Regions from separate parts of the Homo sapiens genome. Here region 2 is linked to region 1. The links are chromatin loops, found by intact Hi-C in ENCODE. Cell type or tissue: GM12878. All regions are shown on one strand. Region 1 overlaps EOLA1-DT (EOLA1 divergent transcript). Region 2 holds the start of LINC00850 (long intergenic non-protein coding RNA 850).

The links. Peaks named below come from ENCODE experiments on the same cell type or tissue, not always from the same donor. Only the 100,000 strongest peaks of a DNase experiment are listed, where the experiment ranks them.
Region 2: it touches region 1 in a loop (3.0-fold over the local background); 2 of 110 quality-filtered maps call a loop at or near these places.

Annotation. Positions count from the first base shown.
Region 1 is chrX:149,530,190-149,532,689 of GRCh38, reverse strand. All of the region lies in intron 7 of EOLA1-DT (EOLA1 divergent transcript), which reads left to right. Among named protein-coding and RNA genes, the nearest start is that of EOLA1-DT, 8.3 kb to the left of the region's middle. In GM12878, a CTCF peak has its summit at 989 (motif pointing left); a DNase peak (open chromatin) is centred at 959; H3K27ac peaks cover 286 bases.
Region 2 is chrX:149,824,475-149,826,974 of GRCh38, reverse strand. LINC00850 (long intergenic non-protein coding RNA 850) reads right to left here and starts at 1,267. Exons shown (of 3, transcript NR_109813.1): 1 at 1,159-1,267. In GM12878, a CTCF peak has its summit at 1,348 (motif pointing right); no DNase peak of the experiment used is centred here.

The sequences.
Region 1 (2,500 bases):
GCCTGAAAGGGTTAGGTACATTCGAGGAGCCCAGAGAAGGTTCGTGGCTGGAGCAGACGCATTCGTAGAGTGAAGTCATGGGAGAAGAGGCTGGGAAACTAGATTGGTTCCAACTCCTAAAGGACCACTGAAGGAGTGTGGGCTGCACGCTGGGTGCAGCAGGTGAGTTTCCTCACTTGGGTTTCACTGTCAGCATTTTTAAAAGGCAAACTGGTTCTCTTCCTGAGAAGAATTCATTGATTCACTCGTGGCCAGTAAGTCATCTGACAAACCCTTGTGTACTTCTGATGGGATAGGAGTGTTTGTAGACAACAGGCACACAAATATAACATGCAGCCCAGTGCAGCTCAGGAGCAGCCTTCCATGGATAAGCGGTTGGTACCTACAGTGTGCTCCTGTCCTTGCTAATCTGAACACATAGGTAGTAACCTTAAGCATGTCTCAATCTTCTGACTTGTGATGAGGTTTCCAATTCTTGTTCCTGACTTTAGAATGAAGTTTGGAGAGTTGTCATTAGGTCTCTAGGTTCTGAGGATTACTGTGGGGTAGGCAGAGGGAGAGAAGAGTGTTGGGGCCAGATGTTCCTGTGCTTCTACCAGAAAGTTGATTTGCCCAGTGTACCACCCTCACTTGGCAGGCCTGAGCAGAGTGGCCTGCCACTGACAACCCAGAGAAAGAAGGTACAGTGCAGGCTTGCCCTGGTGGGCTCTTGGATGCCCTAAGCTGCAGCATCCAGGGCCAGGTGGGATTTGGTAGGATAGGCCCCCCGTCTACTGTGTCTGATCATACTGCCTTTGAAAGAGAAGGGTGGGTGGTGAAGACAAGACGATGAGACAGGGTGGCCTCTGCATGTTGTAGCACCCAACTGGAACATTTGCAGATGATACTTGGAAAAAGCTTTAGGAAAGAGGCCCACTTCATTTATGAAATGACACCAGCTAATGTTTGACCTTAGTCATATGTTCCTTGGTTCCTCATTTTGCCATCTGCTGGCTGACTCATACAGCTTCACTTTTAATTAAAGGTGGGCTGTGATGAGAGTCATGATCAGTGAGTGGCTTCCATGGCAGAAAGTTCTGTGTAGTTCTTGGGGGATGTGAGTGTAAGTTTGAGGTGCTAAGACGAATATGTCCATACATTGTAAACTATTTCCTCTGTCCTTTCCCTCCTCTAACCATTCCTGCCTTCTTCATCTTTCTAACTTTCCCAAGGCATTTTACATCAGATTTCAGATATAGAACAATGGATGTTAAAACAAACCCAAATTCCTAATGCTTGGTACCATGAAAACATGGCAACACTGTTTGCATTTTCTTTACAAATGGCCTGTATGGGTCAGCCCAGGCATTGACATAGGAGCCCATTGTTTGCATCCTCTGGGTCCTTGTAGTTCATATGCTGGAGCAATGCATAGAGACACACAGAAAGGCTGAGAATGGCCATGAGGTATGTAACAATGAGGCCCAGAGCCTGAGCTTTGGTGTCTAGCAGACCTGGGTTTGAATGTTAGCTCTTTGTCTTCCTGTGTGACCTTGTTGGTTACTCGTCTCTCTGTGTCTCCTCCACTCCTATAAACCAGGAGGTACAAATGCCACTCATGTCACAGGGCTGTTGCTGGGACATACCCTTGCACCTTGTGTTGTCTCTTTCTGGGACTCAGGTTCTCAAGATTTGCTTCTACATTTACAGGTTGGAGATTATTCCAGCAACACTGATGAAAGATTTTTTTTTTTTTTTGGTCTCTCAGCTTTGCAAATTTCAGAGATTTCCAACAGTGTTCAAGGGACTGCAATGTGATCTTGGAAAAATCCTGTATGTTCTTTGAATAATCTCAGTTGTGCTATCTAGAAAATGAACTGGTTAGTCTAGAACATGGTTTTCAAACCTATGTGGCCATGGAATGTCATTTTGGAGGGATGCTTTCACAGGATGTAAGATTCTGAGTTGAAAGTTTTTTTTTTTTTTTTGAGACAGAGTCTCACTCTGTGGCCCAGGCTGTAGTGCAATGGGGCAATCTCTGCTCACTGCAACCTTTGCCTCCTGAGTTCAAGCAATTCTCCTGCCTCAGCCTCCCAAGTAGCTGGGATTACAGGTGCATGCATGCCACCACGCATGGCTAATTTTTGTATTTTTAGTAGAGACAGGGTTTCACCATGTTGGTCAGTCTGGTCTTGAACTCCTCACCTCAGGTGATCCGCCTGCCTTGGCCTCCCAAAGTGCTGGGATTACAGGTGTGAGCCGCTGCACCCAGGTGAAAGCTATTTTCTGTAAGCCCTTGAAAAAAGTTGTGCCACTTCCTTTTGGTATCCATGGTTTGGTAAGGTGTCATTTCTCTCGCATTGCTTCCAAGATTTTTTTTTTTTTTTAATGATTATCATTATTATTATTATTTTAAAGACAGGGTCTCCCTTCATTGCCCTGGCTGCAGAGCAGCATTGCAATCATAGCTGACTGTAACCTTGAACTTTTGGGCTCAAGCAATCCTCCCACCTCAGCCTCC
Region 2 (2,500 bases), 290 kb before region 1:
TAGCATTTACAAATCCAATGCCCCCTTCCCCCCTCCCCCCACCCTCCTTGTGGTACCTCTTTCAAAGGTAAGAGGATCAGGGCTAACCCCTTAGGTACAGAGGGAAATGGGAAATTCTGAATATCTTTTTTACATCGTTCTACCTCATACTGGAGTCCTTTTAGACAGGGGTATTTAGGTCGGGAGGGAACAGACTGATGGAATGGTAATTCCCAAGAGTCAGGGTTATAAGGAGGAGGGATAACATGAGTAGAGGGGGATTTGGAATGGGATCTGAGGTGTCAGTGGCTGTCTGAGGGGAAAGATTGGGGACACTGAATGGGGGAAGATAGTCTAGAGGATCTCATGCGCTGGAATGTTTAGGCGTGAGAGCTGGCTCCTCTGACTTTTCATTTTGAGGTGCCAGATTGGGTTCTTCCCTATTTGTTTTTAAGGGAAAAAGGAGGGCAGGTCCTTGTCTCCATAGCCTAGTTCTTCTTGAGACACTGGACTTTTATCATTAACATATCGGATTAGAAGCTGACACATTACATGCTCATTCGACCTAAACTTTAGCCAGAAGATTGAGGGTTTGAGGATGGGTCCCTGAGTTCAAGTAAAACAGCAATATTGTATCATTTGTTGCTTTTTCCTTTTTTCTTTTAGTCCCTTCATTATCCTTCCAGTGTTTTAGCATGAGACCTAGGGGGCTATCCGGGGGGATATCTTTGTTACCATCTTTATCCTCCTTGCTCCCTGTCTTGCTTGGGGTATTTCTCATCTTGATGGTTTTGGGGTAAGGTTCAAGGTTCAATTTCCCTTACTGGGAATTTCTCACCTTTTGGGGTGAGGCTCAATGTCCCCACTGGAAATTTCTTGCATTTTGGGGTAAGGCTCAATTTCCCCACTGGAAATTTCTTGCCTTTTGGGGTGAGGCTAAATTTCCCCCACTGGAAATTTCTTGCCTTTTTGGGGTGAGGCTCAATGTCCCCACTGGAAATTTCTTGCATTTTGGGGTGAGGCTCAATTTCCCCACTGGAAGTTTCTTGCCATTTCTACTACTGGAGATTTGTGTGAGGTTCAATCCCCCACAATGGGGATGTCTCACCACTTTTTAACTTCTAAGCCACCCCGACCAAGGAGTACTTCACCGCCCCCGCCCCACTGCAACTTTCTTACCTTGGTCCTGACCACCAAGGAAATATTTTACCAGCTCCCACAGCTTCTCCTTCCTTGGTCTGTGCACAGAGTTGTTGCCACACTATGTGAGGATCCTTTAAGCTAGGTTGCTGGCCAGTCCCCTGCCCCCACGTTGCTGAGAGCCCAGGTTATTCCTCACACTGGGTGGGTCTTGATTTCTCACCCCTGAGGCTGCCACAAGGGGGCGGGGTGTGCCTCCTCACAAGAGAGAACCAGAGAACGTCCCTAGAGGGGAATGTAATCACAGGCAGCCCCTAAATTGTTATATATAAAGTTTCAGTGCAGCAAAAGTAATAGCACTCAAATATAAAATTTTATTTTTAATTCTCAGCAAGGCAAGTTACTTCTATAAAAGGGTATGCCCTTACAGATGGAGCAATGGTGAGCGCACACTTGGACAAGGGAGGGGAAGGGGTTCTTATCCCTGACGCATGTGGCCCCTGCTGCTGTGTCATTCTCCTATTGGCTAGGGTTAGCCTGCACAGGCTAAATTCAGATTGGCTAATTTAAAGAGAATGTTGGGTTGAGTGCTTTGGCGGGAGTCAGGGCAGAGCAGGTAGCAGGTAATCTGAATGAGTTAGGGTGGAGCAGGTGATCAGAATGAGTTAAGGTGGCACAGGTGATTGGAATGAGTCAGGGTGGAGTAGGTAATTTGAATGAGTCAGGGTGGAGTAGGTAATCGAAAAAGGTTGCTTTACGAGGAAGTTAAGTTTAAAAGTAGAAAGCAAAGAATTGAACATACTGACATATTAATTATTTGAAAAGAAATTTAGAACTCATATCTAACGTCTGAGAAAAAAAGAAACAAGAATTTTAAAAGGTAAATATAGAGCAGTTTCAAGATGGCCGAATAGGAACAGCTCCAGTCTGCAGCTCCCAGCTTGAGTGATGCAGAAGATGGGTGATTTCTGCATTTCCAACTGAGGTACCAGGTTCATCTCACTGGGGTTTGTCAGACAGTGGGTGCAGTTCACGGATTGTGAGCTGAAGCAGGGCAGGGCATCACCTCACCCGGGAAGTGCAACGGGTAGGAGAATTCCCTTTCCTAGCCAAGGGAAGCCATGACAGACAGTACCTGGAAAATTAGGACACTCCCACCCTAATACTGCACTTTTCCAACAGTCTTAGCAAACAGCACACAAGGAGATTATATCCTGCGCCTGGCTTGGAGGGTCCCACGCCCACGGATCCTTGCTCACTGCTAGCACAGCAGTCTGAGATTGAACTGCAAGGCAGCAACAAGGCTGGGGGAGGGACGTCTGCCATTGCTGAGGCTTGAGTAGGTAAACAAAGCAGCTGGGAAGCTCGAACTGGGTGGAGC